Linked DNA regions of Homo sapiens: region 2 is linked to region 1. The links are chromatin loops, found by intact Hi-C in ENCODE. Cell type or tissue: heart left ventricle. All regions are shown on one strand.

Region 1 (8,000 bases):
CATTAGGAGATATGCCTAATGTAAATGATAAGTTAGTGGGTGCAGCACACCAACATGGCACATGTATACATATGTAACAAACCTGCATGTTGTGCACACATACCCTAGAACTTAAAGGATAATTAAAAAAAAAAAAAGAAGAAGAAGAGGTGAGCTCAGAAAGCTCAGGAACCAAACTCTCTATGTGTACAGCGGGGTAGTGATAGGCAGCTAGCAGTGCTGCTATGAGTGTTCAACGTGATCCTGAATATAACAGGTCTAATGCAGTGTCAGGCACATTTAATATACAGTAGCAACTATTAACTGGTCAGTTAATTTCCCAACACTTTTATCCCCAGAAGCTGAAATTCCCTAGAAAATGCCTTTTGAATTTGGATGTGAGGAGACAAGTAAAAATTGTTTCTCCACTGGAGTCTCCACTGGCAGATTTGTTTTCCCTAAAGTGCCTCTTTTATTTAATCCATGATATTATTCCAGTATATCCATTATAGCAAATACTCTTAAGAAGCAAGGCTTGAATTCAGAAATAAATTGCACTCACAGATCATATCTGCGAATGTGCATCATTAGTGTTTAACTGGCAAAACTAGATACAAGGAAGATAGATGATCCCATTGGAAAAAGCCAAATCGGATTTTGAAGAGACTTTGACTTGCCCCCTTTCACTTTTTCTTCCTGGCAAAGGAAAAGCAAAAACTAAATGGCTTCGCATATGGTTTTTGTGCATTTGCAACAAGTCAGGAGAGGCACATTGGTCTTCGGCTGGTCAGCTCTGTGGGCCGTTTATCTGTTATTGACATCACAGAGAAAGCCTGGGATGGAAACAACTCCTCATGTTTGCGTCAAGTACTGTTAATATTTGTTTGCAGCCCTCCTTTTCTTCTTAGAACTGAAAACCAGCCATCTATTTCCCTCAGACTAGAATCTATTATTTATGAATTATTTCTCTATTCATCGCTTTGCTCTGAAACGCGGTACTGCCAAACCCTTCCAGCTGATCAAGGGTTTCAGACAAAAGGAATGCAAAGACAGAACAGCATCCAAAAATAGAAATTAAATCCATTTATCCTTATTCCACCTGACAAAGGAATTATGCTGACTGGCATGATTTTTACCTACACACAGGAAAAAAATGGTGAAGAAAAGAAAACCTATGTTTGAATGTTCCCAGCCTCCCTTTTTATTGGCCCTACAGTGCCCTTCTTCCCTCTTCTCTGGCCCCCGGGTCCCTGGCCTGGCCAGCTCCCACCCGCTTTCCAGGCAGGCTTTGCCACGGAACACCAGAGCTCAGTGAGGCTCCTGAGTACCACCGTCCAGACCCTGGGCAAGACCCAGGAAGAAGCCACAAGGAAAGGCCAGCAGCAGAGGCAGCCCAGCCCAAAACAGGAAGTGCAGGAAAAGACCTGGGCAAAGTGAAGCAGGGATCCTGGGAAGCTTTCCCAAAGAAAGACGCAGGGTTCCGTGACTCCTCTAATTGATCCCACAGCCACATCAACCTGGGCTGAGGACGCAGGCCCAGTCATAGGGCTTAAGTTTACTTTAAAGATAACGAACTCCATCCCGGTGCCCCTCCACCGTGGTGGGCCTGGGGTCCATTTCCATTCTTCCCAGTGAAACTTCTATTTCAATGGTTTAACTAGACACATTAGTCCAGTGGTTTGAGCACAAGAATACAACATCAAAAATTATATATATATATGTATATATATATACACATACATACATACATATATATATATACACACACACACACACACACACACACACACACACCTAAACCCACAGGCACACATACCTTTAAAATTTCAAGTATACTTATATTGTCCAAGCAAATATGTATATATTTATTAATACATTCTGAAAACTAGCCACAGTTACACGCAATAATGTTTCAAACTTCAGACAACTTTAAGTCTCCAGAATCCAGCTACAGTTAAGAAGGCAAAGAACTTGGCCCCTGAGTGGCCAAGCCACTAAATACAGTTCCTGATTGTCCCACATGTCCCTGGAGTCTAATCTAGTCCATGAAGTAGAATTGTGGGCCTGGGGCTGACAGCAAAACTCTCACTTCTTCAGAGCTGCAAATGCAAAAAAAATTAGGAAATGGGCACATTGAGAGGAAGAGAGTAAGCCAGAAAAGAGAATGCACACAGCATCAAATCAAAAAATCAGCCTACACTAGTTGCTGGGAGCCAGAGGATTCAAACACCAGGCAGACAAGAACAACAACCTCCGACTGGTGCTGGCAGGTGGGAGGGGTCCTGGGTGAATACCGAAACCTGGAGGAGTAGCCGCAGCGGATAAAGCGTATGTGCTGCCTGGTGCCTGAGAGTCAACAGCCTGGGTTTCTTTAAAGGCCTAGAGATGCAGAGCAAGACACACAGCAATTGCCCCAGGCCTCCCTGTTGAACAGCAATTGAACACGCTGGAGTTTCTCATCTTCCGCTTAGAGCAAATCAAAAGCAGCAAATTACAAGTGACAAGCAAGAAACTGACACTTGTTACTCATGACACAGCAGCAGGGAGTAACAGCGGGAATGTGACAAAAGGAAAAGAAACTCCCTAAATTAAGAAAGGACATAGACAAGAACTCTAAGCACAGCTCCGCCACTTCCTAAGGCCCTTGATGATGTCACTTAGCCTCACAACGATGTGCCTTCCTTGTCTGTTAGATATCAATGATGACACCTGTTCGCGGGGCTGTCATGAGGATTTAATGAAACATGGATCTGAAGAGTCAGTCGGTCCCTGGTACATAGAAGAAGCCCAAAAACATTGCTTCCTTCCTCCGTTCCTACATGGATTAGCTTCAGTCCACTCGCCTAACAAAGCACTTGACCCTTAGCTGCTCTCCCAGAGAACCAGGGAGGAATGTTGCTATTATCTCATATTGAGGAGAGAATGAAGACTCAAGGGTTAGACCACATGGACAACTTTAAAAAACCAGAGAAGGCTGATATGGTTAGGCTTTGTGTCCCCACTCAGATTTCATCTTGAATTGTAATCCTCATAATCCCCACGTGTCAAGGGAGAGATCAGGTGGAGGCAATTGAATCATGGAGGGGGTTTCCCCTATGCCGTTCTCGTGAGAGTGAGTTCTCATGAGATCTGATGGTTTTATAAGGAGCTCTTTCCCCTTCGCTTGGCATTTCTTCTCCTGCCACCGTGTAAAGAAGGTGCCTTGCTTCCCCTTCACCTTCTGCCATGATTGTAAGATTCCTGAGGCCTCCCCAGTGATGCTGATCTGGGAGTCAATTAAACCTCTTTCCTTTATAAATTACCCAGTCTCAGGCAGTACTTTATAGAAGTATGAAAAGGAACTAATACAATGGCCTTTTAAGAGGAGAGTCAAGTGTGAAATTTCTTGGCATGACACCTTGGATACCAACCAACAGGTGCTGCCATTGTCACCGTCGTTGTTGTTTTGACAATCTGCAAGAGAAGAAAATGCTTCACCCCTGTCTTAGTCTCCTTAGGCTGCTATAAGAAAATACCTCAGAGTGGGTGGCTTATAAGCAACAGAAATTTATTCCTAACAGTTCTGGGAGGTCCAAGATCAAGGTGCTGGCAGAGTTAACGTCTGGTGAGGGCTGGCTTCCTGGTTCTTAGACAGCATCTTTCTCACATGGTGGAAAGGGCAAGGGGTTTCTCTGAGGCATCTTTTAGAAAAGCTCCAACCTCATTCACAAGAGCTCCACCCTCATGACCTAATCACTTCTCAGAGGCCCTGCCTCCCATCACTGTCACCTTGGGAATTAGGATCTCAGCATATGAATTTAGACAGGGACACAAACATTCAGACCACAGCACCCTTTTATGAAACATCCTGCTATGGTTTGAATGTTTCCCCCAGATTCATGTGGTGGAAAAGTAATCCTCAATGCAACTGTGTTGGGAGGTGGAGCCTAATAGAAGGTAATTGAGTCACAGAGCCTCATAGTGGGCCTTGCAAGTCGTGCTACTGGGACTGGGCTTTACTGCAGGGCCTCTGGAGTGTTTCACACTGTGGAGTGGCAGGCCACATTTGCACTCTGGAAACACCATTCCTTATGGCAAGTCTCCTGTGGCTCCAAGGGGACTTCCTCTATTGCTCCTTAGCACCGCAATGTCTAGGGAGAAATAGCATACAAGCTATACTTGATGTAATTTTAAATTTTCTTGCATAAAAATAAAAAGAAACAGATAAAATTAACTTTAACAATATTTTTAACCTAACATCTCCCAGATATTATCAATTTAGCATGTTATCAATATACAAAAATACTAATAAAGTATATTACTTTTGTATCCATACTTAGCCTTTGAAATCTGGTGTGTATTTTGAACTTACAAAACATCTCAATTCTGACTAGCCACATTTCACATGGTAGTTAATGGCTACCACAGCTGACAGTGCAGATCAGACGCACCCTCTGGTGACCTGGGTTTAAACAAGCATTTTGGAGAGAGTCTCCACTGGATGTAAAAAGCATTGAAAAGTCATTATGAGGAAGCTGGGAGAGAGACGTGCAGATTGACCGTCCCACTTCACCAATAAACCCCAGCATGCCCTCCTGGAATTTTCTTTAAGATAAGAATCTTTATCTTATTTGCCATAAATCTTACCTTCAGTCAAAACAAAATGCCATTCCTTGGTGCCTTGGAGAATACCAGAGTCTGGAAAATGAAACTTGGAGGAAATACTAAAGGGTCTTCAGGAGAACTCATGTGGTCTCCTCGTGCCACCTTGGGACCTCCACCAGGAGCACATTGAAGCACTGGCTACTTAGGACCCCTAGAGGGCGTGGGGATTCTGCATGGTCCTGGGGTTCCCAGGGTAGAAGTGTTCTTCCTGCCAGAGAAGCACCCAGAGTGTCCCTGGCACCATTTCTTCAAGGGGACAAGAATCTGTTGGTGACCAGCACCAGAGTGGAGGCAAGAAACCAGTAATACCTGGTTTCCACACCAAACTTTTTGAATATTCTCCAACAGCAGATTTCCCTTACAAATCTGCTGTTGGAGAAACAGGCAAACCACAAACACTCTTTCAAGCACAGAACTCTCCGAGAAGTTGATGGGCTGCCTCTCACTCTTCCAGTGTAGCTGGAAGAATGCGCAACGTGGTTTTTGGTACAAGCCAGGAGCAAACTGGTATTTTCTTCTTTATCTTCCTCTAAAAGCAGATCTGTGGGGCAAACATTCTTGCGGGGAGAATAAAAATATTGTGTGCTTTGATTTTGGCCTCACTGCATATTTTGTCAACACAGGTTAACAAGGCAAAAGGGGAAGAGAAAGGACAAAAAGACAAGTGTGAGGGGCTTTATGTAAGAAAAGCTGCTGATAAGCACATGAGCCACACACAGCCCTTTCAGTGCCTGCATCTGGTGTGTGGAGATAACAAAGGCACCTTACCCTTTTTGATGGGGGAAAGAGGTTTTGCCATGTGACAAGTTAGCTCCACTAGAGAAGGAATTTTATATCAGTTATTTCCCTCATGTTAAAACAAAAAAACGGAGAGAAGCAGAGCGTCACGCCCAGCACATGCGGCAACCTTATCTTCTCCATAGCTAACTCTTTTCCTCCATGAGCTCGTCCAGTCCCGTGGCTTTAAATTCCATCTAAATGTGTGGTTCCCAAGGGTTTACCTTGAGCCCCCTGCCCAGCTCCACCACGCCCCATCTGTTCCTGGCCCTATTTCCCTCTCATCGCAGTTGACTGATTACTCAGTCCAGAACTCTTACAGGTACCCTTGACTATCTCTCTCTCATCCCACAGTCAAACCATCAGTAAATCTTGTGGCTCAGAATGCACCCAGGATCTGACCACTCCCATCCTCTGCCACCATCCTAAGCCAGCCCCACCTCTCCCCTGCTACACAGGCTTTCTCAGCAGTCTCCTCACTTCCACTCTACCAACCCCTACAATCCACTATCCACACAGCAGTGAGATTGCTCCTTTGAGAACCTAAGTCAGATCATGTCATTCCTCCACTCAAAGTCGTCAGCTCCCCAGCTTCCACTGAATGAAAGCTCAACTCCTTGCCAAGGCCTGCAGGCCCTCCAGCAGCTCCCACTCAGCTCCAGCCACTATGACCTCCTTGCTGGCTCCCTAGGGATGCCATTTCACTCCTGCCTCAGGGCCTTTGCACTGCAGTCCCTTTCGACTAGTCCTACCACAGACCTTCACACAACTCTCTTCTTCAATTCATTCAGTTATACGACCAAAGCCACCCCTTCAGAAGGCCTTCCTAGACCACCCCACCCAAAACTGCATCGCCACTGTACTGTATTTCCTTATTCTACTTTATTTTTATTCATAGCACTTACAACTACCTGACTTTATATTATATTTTATTTGCTTACTTACCTGTCATCTGTCTACCCCCACCAAAATGTAAACTCTAGGAAGGCAAAGACTTATCTTATCCATTGCTACATCTACATGCCTAGAAGAAGAATGCTTAGTACCTAGACAATCAATAAATATTAGTCACACACAAAAGATGTATTGTTCGGGATGTGGAAAAAGGGAACCCTTGTACCCTGTTGTTGGGAAAGTAAATTAGTATGGCCATTACGGAAAATAGTACGGATGTTCCTCAAAAAAATTAAAAACAAAACTATGATATGATCCAGCGATTCTACCTCTGGGTGTATGCCCAAAGGAAATAAAACCGGTATGTCGAAGAGATATACTGTCCAACATGTTCATATACTCACATGCTCATTTTAGCACTATTCACAATAACCAAGACATGGAACCAACCTAAGTGTCCATCAGTGGATGAATGATAATGAAATCATGGGGCCAGTCGCAGTGGCTCACGCCTGTAATCCCAGCACTTTGGGAGGCTGAGGTGGGAGGATCATGAGGTCAGGAGTTCAAGACCAGCCTGGCCAACATGGTGAAACCCCATCTGTACTACAGATACAAAAAATTAGCCAGGCGTGGTGGAGCATGCCTGTAATCCAAGCTACTCAGAAGGCTGAGACAAGAGAATTGCTTGAACCTGGGGGGCAGAGGTTGCAGTGAGCCAAGATCGCACCATTGTACTCCAGCCTGGCAACAGGGCAAGACTTTGTCTCAAAAAAAAAGAAAAAAAAGAAATCATGGTATGTATACACAATGGAATACTAATCAATATTTTGAAAAAAGGAAATCCTGTCATTTTCAACAATATGAATGAACCTGGAGGATACTATGCTAAGTGAAATAAACCAGGCAGGCTTTCTCCTATGACCGGCGAGGCCACGGGACCTGGCCCCAACAGGGCTCTCTGGGCTCATCACTCACTAATCTCTTCCCTTCTTACTGTTTCTGGAACATAATAAGCTTATTTGCCCCTCAAGGCCTTTGTCCTTGTTATTCCCCTGCCTAGAAAGACTCTCCCTTCACTCAGATGCTGCTTCACTCAGCCATCCTATCTAAGATAGCCACCACGGCCACCTCAGCCCCGACTTGGACACTCTGGGCCTTCAATCTTCTTCATTTTTCCCCAGAACTTTATACAATCACTTCCTGGACTTATTCGTTTGTCTTCCTGGTGGTATGAGACCTCCCTGAGGACAGATTGTTTTCCTGTCTTCCGTATCCAGGACATTGCCTGATGCACAGTAGGTACCCAACAAATATTAGTAGAATAAATGAATGAGGCAAGTAGCCAGAAGGAGACTGTGTAACCCACATGCAAATAAAAGTGGAAAATGTGTTCCTGCTGTCAGCAACCTTATCCCCCAAACCTATGGTCTCCTATGGAATGGTTAAAAACTCTGATTCAACCCATTGGAAGCTTAGGCCACTGTCATGGGGTGAAGATCTTAGCTATGACACCCCAGAAATAAAGCCAGGGGAACAATCTGCAAGTAAGAGACTTCAGCATTGGGAATCAGGAATATGACACATCACTACTTTGGTTATAGATTAAGCTTGCTTTGATCCCAGACCTCTCCACCTTTGCTCACTTTTTTTGCTGTCAGCCACCCCAAAGTCTTAAAAAGATAAGGCAGAATGGCAGTGTGTTT
Region 2 (8,000 bases), 330 kb after region 1:
CCCATGCCCTTGGCCAGCTCTCTTTAGCCAGAGAGCATTCTCCACCACCCCAGAGCTACTTCAGTTTCTGGAAAGGAAGCCCTCCAGCTAACAGGTCTCGCTCCACAAGATGTATATACATTTAAAAAAAACAAAGCTCTGGCCAGGTGCGTCAGCTAACACCTGTAATCTCAGCACTTTGGGTGATCACGAGGTCAGGAGGTGGAGACCAGCCTGGCCAACATAGTGAAACCCCATCTCTACTAAAAATACAAAAAATCAGCCAGGTGTGGTGGTGTGTGCCTGTAATCCCAGCTACTCAGGAGGCTGAGGCAGGAGAATTGGGTGAACCCGGGAGGCAGAGGTTGCAGTGAGCCGAGATCACACCATTGCACTCCAGCCTGGGCAACAGTGCAAGACTCTATCTCAAAAAAAAAAAAAAAAAAAAAAAAAGAGAACAAAGCTCTGCATCATGCCCAGCAGTGATGGCCTTTCCATCCTCTGCAAGGCCTCGCTCAGGAGAGAGGAAGGAAGGAAGAGAAAAAAGGAGAACTGGAGAGAGGCCCCGGAAGCCACAAGGCTCACACAGGTGCAATTCTCCATAAGTCCTTGTATTAGTTCGTTTTTACACTGCTGATAAAGACATACTCAAAACTGGGAACAAAAATAAGTTTAATTGGACTTACAGTTCTACATGACTGGGAAGGCCTCAGAATCATGGCGGGAGGCAAAAGGCACTTCTTACATGGCGGCAACAAGAGAAAAATGAGGAGGAAGCAAAAGTAGAAACCCCGGATAAACCCATCAGATCTCATGAGACTTATTCACTATCACAAGAATGGCATGGGAAAGACCAGCCCCCATGATTCAATTACCTCCCACTGGGTCCCTCCCACAACACATGGGAATTCTGGGAGATACAATTCAAGTTGAGATTTGGGTGAGGACGTAGCCAAGCCATATCATTCCACCCCGGCCCCTCTAAATCTTATGTTCTCACATTTCAAAACCAATCGTGCCTTCCCAAAAGTCCCCCAAAGTCTTAACTCATTTCAGCGTTAACCCAAAAGTGCATGGTCCAAAGTCTCATCTGAGACAGGGCAAGTCTCTTCCACCTATGAGCCTGTAAAATCAAAAGCAAGCTAGTTACTTCTTAGAAACAATGGGGGTACAGGTACTGGGTAAATACAGCTGTTCCAAGTGAGAGAAATTGACCAAAACAAAGGGGTTACAGGCCCCATGCAATTCCAAAACCCAGCAGGTGCAGTCAGATTTTAAAGCTCCAAAATGATCTCCTTTGACTCCAGGTCTCACATCCAGGTCACGCTTATGCAAAAGGTGGGCTCCCATAGTCTTGGACAGCTCAACCCCTGCGGCTTAGCAGGGTATATCCCCCCTCCCGGCTGCTTTCACAGGCTGGCATTGAGTGTCTGCGGCTTTTCCAGGCACACGGTGCAAGCTGTCGGTGGATCAACCATTCTGGGATCTGGAGGATGGTGGCCGTCTTCTCACAGCTCCACCAGGCAGTGCCCCAGTAGGGACTCTGTCTGGGGCCTCTGACCCCACATTTCCCTTCCCCATTGCCCTAGCAGAGGTTCTCCATGAAGGCCCTGCTCCTGCAGCAAACTTTTGCCTGGGCATCCAGGCATTTCCATACATCTGCTGAAATCTAGGTGGAGGTTCCCAAACCTCAATTCTTGACTTCTGTGCACCCACAGGCTCAATACCAAGTGGAAGCTGCCAAGGTTTGGGGCTTGCACCCTCTGAAACCATGGGCCGAGCTGTACCTTGGCCCCTTTTAGCAATAGCTGGAGCAGCTGGGATGCAGGGCACCAAGTCCCTCCACTGCACACAGCATGGGGACCCTGGGCCCAGCACATGAAACCATGTTTTCTTCCTAGGCTTCCGGGTCTGTGACGGCAGGGGCTGCCCTGGAGACATTTTCCCCATTGTCTTAGGGATTAACATACAGCTCCTTGTTACTTATGCAAATTTCTGTAGCCAGCTTGAATTTCTCCTCAAAAAATGGGTTTTTCTTTTCTACTGCATCATCAGGCTGCAAATTTTCTGAACATTTGTGCTCTGTTTCCCTTTTAAAACAGAATGCTTTTAACAGCACCCAATTCACATCTCGAATGCTTTGCTGCTTAGAAATTTCTTCTGTCAGATACCTTAAATCATCTCTCTCAAGTTCTTTGAACAAATCTCTAGGGCAGGGTCAAAATGCTGCCATTCTCTTTGCTAAAACATAACAAGAGTCACCTTTGCTCCGGTTCCCAAAAAGTTCCTCATCTACATTTGAGACCACCTCAGCCTGGATTTCATTGTCCATATCATTATCAGTATCTTTGTCAAAGCCATTCAACAAGTCTCTAGGAAGCTTCAAACTTTCTCACATTTTCCTGTCTTCTTCTGAGCCCTCTAAACTGTTCCAACCTCTGCCTGTTACCCCATTCCAAAGTGACTTTCACATTTTCAGGTATCTTTTCAGCAACGCCCCACTCAACTGGTACCAATTTATTGTATTAGTCCATTTTCATGCTGCTGATAAAGACATACCCAAGACTGGGAAGAAAAAGATGTTTAATTGGATTTACAGTTCCACATGGCTGGGGAGGCCTCAGAATCATGGCGAGAGGCGAAAGGCACTTCTTACATGGCGGCAACAAGAGAAAAATGAGGAAGAAGCAAAAGCAGAAACCCCTGATAAACCCATCAGATCTCATGAGACTTATTCACTGTCACAAGAATGGCATGGGAAAGACCAGCTCCCATGATTCAATTACTTCCCCCTCTGGGTCCCTCCCACAACACATGAGAATTCTGGGAGATACAATTCAAGCTGAGATTTGGGTGGGGACACGGCCAAACCATATCAGCCCTGGTGGTCAGGAGGGAATAAAGGCAATGGCCTGAGTTTCTCCTCACAACACCAGCCCTCCCTGTAACTTTCTGAAACTCCTTTGTCCCATCCAGACAAAGGAGTTTTGTTTGCTGTTTGGTTTATTCGTTAGGTACTTACGAAGTGCCAATGCTATGACAGTTACATCAGTGCTGACCCCACCACTGTCACCTTCATGCCCAGGGGCTGTGGAGTCCAGTACACCAGAGGGTCCCCAGCCCTGACTCTTGTGGGGAATTACCCTGGAATGACCAGACTCTGCCTGGTGGCAGAAGGCCCCTCGAGAAGATGGGAGAGGAGCCCTGGGGCTGTGTGAGGGCTGCACATGGCTGGACAGATGGGATGTAGGATGCAGCAGACAGGCCAAGGCCATGGTCCCAAGGCCAGACCCACAAAGGGTGTAAGGGTAGCCCTAACAAAGATGCCTCCAAGGCTTGGGACTTTGCAAGGTCTTTCTTAGGAGATGCAGAATGAAAACTTAAGCCACCACCATCTAGCCTACACCCACAGTGCCTGAATAAGACCCTTCTGGATGGAGCTGGGGGCAGAGCAAGCAAGCTGCCCTAAAGGTCTCTCATTGCTGTGGGAGCCCGCCCATCCTCTGACACACGAGCAAAACCATTTTGTTTCTTCGCTCGGCATTGTTCTGTTTGTTGGCTTGCTTTCATTCTGCTTCCTTTCCTGTTTTTGGCATCCTCATTAACATCATGTTCTAGTAAGGATTATGTGCTTCAGAAGCTCAGGAAAAGGCAGGAAGCTCAAGCAGGCTCTGGCTTTGGCGGCGTCCCTGAAAGCAGTGGTGGCCTCGAAGCCAGGTGGAATCATTCGTGTCTAGTGCCATCTTTTGGCTATTTTCGAGAACTTCAACTAACAGAGCTAAAGTAATGCCTGCTGGCCTTCAGCGCTACAAAGCCTCTTTCTTTGCTTCTAGTTTAGGGGAAAGGCCAGTCTAATTCGGTCAAAAATCTAAGCTGGAGATCACTCACGAGTGAAAAGATACTTTTAAACTTTCAATAGCCAGGAGGCAGGGCCAGAGCCTGGCCTATTCTTCTTGAAAACTTTGGAAAGTTTCTTGATGGGTAAGATTCAGCAAGTAGGTCAGTCCTTGTGCTACCCTAGTACCCGGATAAACTCAGCTGTACACGGGAAAATAACTCCCTGGTTCCCCCACTAAAGAAGAGTGTAATGCTCTATCTTTCCAGGCCAGTCCCCTCCGAGGCCCCTCACTCTCTAGCCCTTCACACAAACTCACCATCCGGCACTCCCTGCCTTGGGCTGTTGGGGAGGAAATCAGAATCTCGAGGCTAACAGATCCTGCTGTGGCTGCAAGCATCCCTAAGTGTATGTATTGTCTCTGGGCATTTTAGTGGCCAGATGGAGTTTCTCCAGAAAAGGCCCCATCTCCCATGAGAACCATGAATTCAGACAGCCGGACCCAACAACGCCAGTCTTAGGAATACACTCTCCAGAGGAATACACACGTGCAAAATGGTACTGGTATAACTTGTAATATTATAACACATGGTATTCATAGCAGTGTTGTTTTTAATAGCAAAATATTGATGATATTCTAAATGTCTCTCAACAAGAGGATATTAAATACATTGTGGTACAATGAAACAACAGAATACTAGGTAGCCATAAAAAAGAACAATATGGGAAGATCTCCAAGATATATTATTATATGAAAAAAGTGCACATAGTATGCTAGCATACATAAGCATATTTATTCCATATATGTGCAGATAGATGTATAGCATATGCACATATAAAATGCTTATATAGGTGATCAAATATTTCCAGGACAGTACACAAGAAACTGGCATTATTGGAGCCCTTTGGAGGGAATCAGATGGCTGTGGATGGGGATGAGAGGGAGACTTTTGTATCTTTCCATTTTAAACCAATTTATTTTAAATCAGTGTATTTACTTTTTCAAAAGTATGTAAAGAAAAAAATGACCTCTGTCACCTAGAAGCTGGTCAAGTGCCTGGAATAGAAGCATCCCATGGTGGACCACAGCAGAAAATGAATAAGATACATTTTGTAGACAGATTAGCATTTCATACACTTCTCTGTATTTGCTTCTTATGTTATCCCAAGACTTCTAACAAAGTACTGTTTGAATATTCCAGGTTTGCCTCTCCATGCCGAAGGATTTAGCTCTCACAATAACAAAAATGCTAAAATGCAGGCCCTGCCTTGAAGGAGTTCCCAGTTTCCTGAGCTCAGCAGACACCTAGAATACCTTGCAATAAAAAAAATAGTTTGGATAATCTATTGCTATGCAACAAAGGCCCACAAAACTTAGTGGCTTAAAACAACAATTTATTATTATCCCCTTCAGCACTGTGGGTTAACCGGGATCAGCTGGGAGGCTTCTATTTAGAGTCTTTCATGTGGTTGCAGTCCAAAGGTGGCTGAAATCGGAGTCATCTGAAGGCTCAACTTGGCTGTACATCAAAGATGATTTCTTTGCTCACATGTCTGTCTCCACAGCTGCTGCTGGCCCTGTGCCTCTGTCCAGGTAGCCTCTCCACATGGCTGGTTTGGTTTCCACACGGCATGTCTGTCATCAATGGTAGATGGCTTCTCCCAAAAGCTGCAACCTCAGAAGCCGTGCACTCTCTTCTGTTGCATTCTATGGATCAAAATCAAGTCAGAGATCTAGCCTGGATTCAAGGGAAAAGGACTATACAAGGGAAGAAATACTGGGAGGCATGGTCATCTTTGGAGAATGGCTACCACAAGCTAGGATAAAGACAAGCCCAGGTGCAAAGGCAGCCCAGAACTTGACCCTGACTCACTGTCCATCTCAGCACTTGTTCTAAACTGGAGCCTTCTTATGCTTTTGAAAAAAATGCATCTTGGGAAGTTATTATTAATGTCTTCAAATTTCAAGCCTGAAAAAAATGAGGAAACCCGGCCAGGCGCGGTGCTCACGCCTGTAATCCCAGCACTTTGGGAGGCTGAGGCAGGTGGATCGTCTGAGGTCAGGAGTTCGAGACCAGCCTGGCCAACATGGTGAAACCCCATCTCTACTAAAAATACAAAAAATTAGCTGGGCGTGGTGATGGGCGCCTGTAATCCCAGCTACTCAGGAGGCTGAGGCAGGAGAATCTCTTGAACCCAAGAGGCAGAGATTGCAGTGAGCTGAGATCGCACCATTGCACTCCAGCCTGGGCAAAAAGAGCCAAACTCTGTCTCAAAAATAAATACATAATGAGGAAACCAATCAGGAAGATTGTAAACCTTGTTTCTTTGTTTTGCTGTATTAGGCCCCAGCCCACAAAAAGCCACATCTCAGAACTAGCTTTGTACAGCTTCTTCAACTGATGAGCTTCTGAAATACAACGGCGGAATCCAAGAAGCCCCATGGATGCCATATGGGGGAACCTCTGGATATCAAGGCCACACCTTCTTCACTCCACAAAGATACACACACACATGCACAGCCCCTATGCAACAGGACTTTCTCAACCTCTTCTCCATCCTGCTCCCATTGAAACTCGACTCTGCTGGGTTCTTGCTCTACCAAAAAGAAAAAAAAATGGACCCAAATAATCAACAAGAAAGTCATAAGAAACCTTTAAAATACCAGTGAGACTCATTCTTGGTTTCCATCTAGATATAAAGAGAATGGAATATAAATAGAATATCTTATAGAACTAATAAAAATAACATCCTTTGAACACAATTTAATGGTATAAAGAGGCGATCACAATATACCATTAACTGCAAAAAAAAGACACAAAACTGTTCACAGTATGTATACATGCAGAAAAAAAAGATTAGTAGAAAATACACGGGAAATATTAACAGCGATTCTCTCTAGTGGTAAAATTATGCGAGACTTTTACTCTTAATACACTTCTATATTTTGGACAATGAACATAGAGTCCTTTTAGGATCAGATAAAAGTTCCATATACGCATATGTACCTACTTTTGGTCTTTTCTCTCAAAATCTCCATTCCCCATTCTGACATTAGCACTTCCCTCTCAACTTGGGTCTGAACTGTCAGCTTGACCAAGGGCTATTGGGACAGCAAGCAGGGTGTCCCAAAGGCCTCCATCAGCCCTGGCACAGATGACAGTCTCCTAAGTGGAGTCTGCCCTGCCCCTGGATTTTGGCATAAAAGAGCTGGTTAAAAATTTGAGCTATGCTTTTGAATGCATGCTTTTGAAAAAAATGCATCTTGGGAAGTTACTATTAATGTCTTCAAATTTCAAGCCTGAAAAAAATGAGGAAACCCAGCCGGGCACGGTGGCTCACTCCTATAATCCCAGCACTTTGGGAGGCCGAGGCGGGCTGATTGCTTGAGGCCATGAGTTCCAGACCAGCCGGGCCAACATAGTGAAACCCTATCTCTACTAAAATTACAAAAATTAGCCGGACATTATGGTGCATGCCTGTAATCCCAGCTACTTGGGAGGCTGAGTCAGGAGAATCGCTTGAACGCAGGAGGTGGAGGTTGCAATGAGCCTACATTGTGCCACTGCACTCCAGCTTGGGTGACAGAGTGAGACTCTGTCTCAAAAAAAAAAAAATTGAGCTAGTTGTGAATATGTGTGTGGGGCTGGAGCAAGGAGTTGGCGTGTGAGGAGAGCTGCTAAGGTAGAAGTTTGAAAAGAGGCATTTGACTGCTGAGAACAAAGCCAAAGGAAGAGGAAGACCAGAAGACACCAGCAGAAGCCCCCTTTGGGAAACATTCCAGGTCTCTCCCTACTCCACACTCTCCCGCCCAAAGCTTGTGCAGTGCTGACCTCCTGCGCCTCACAAGTGACATCTTTTATTGTCGTCATCATCATCATTACCACGACCACACCTAGGATATTATGCGTTATATCTCACTTAGTCCTCTTATCCAGTAATATAAGGATTAATAGAGATGAGAAAACTGAGGATGATGAAATTAAGTAACTTGCCTTAGGTCAAACATCATATTAGTCAAATGGACCATCTCTGGAGCCAGAGAGAAAAACGTTTGTTCCAAGTTGTGCCATTTTCTAACTGTGTGACCTTGGGCCTGAGCCTCAGTCTCCTCACAGGTAAAACGAAGACGATAATAGTACCTACCTGGAATCGTTTCCCATAGCTGCTGTAACAAATTACCACA

Evidence for each region. A loop is a pair of places that touch in the nucleus more often than their neighbours do. Peaks named below come from ENCODE experiments on the same cell type or tissue, not always from the same donor. Only the 100,000 strongest peaks of a DNase experiment are listed, where the experiment ranks them.
Region 2: a loop joins it to region 1, with 19 times the contacts of the local background. A loop is called at or near these places in 4 of 110 quality-filtered maps.

Annotation. Positions count from the first base shown.
Region 1 is chr2:122,133,037-122,141,036 of GRCh38, reverse strand. The region is part of intron 2 of LOC105373592 (a long non-coding RNA gene); the gene reads right to left. Among named protein-coding and RNA genes, the nearest start is that of LINC01823, 350 kb to the right of the region's middle. RefSeq lists a silencer at 4,692-4,801. In heart left ventricle, a CTCF peak has its summit at 4,759; no DNase peak of the experiment used is centred here.
Region 2 is chr2:121,807,151-121,815,150 of GRCh38, reverse strand. It overlaps LINC01823 (long intergenic non-protein coding RNA 1823), which reads right to left. Exons shown (of 5, transcript NR_183364.1): 5 at 5,193-5,522. Among named protein-coding and RNA genes, the nearest start is that of LINC01823, 21 kb to the right of the region's middle. RefSeq lists enhancers at 956-1,524, 3,285-3,786. In heart left ventricle, a CTCF peak has its summit at 3,734 (motif pointing left); a DNase peak (open chromatin) is centred at 3,670; H3K27ac peaks cover 442 bases.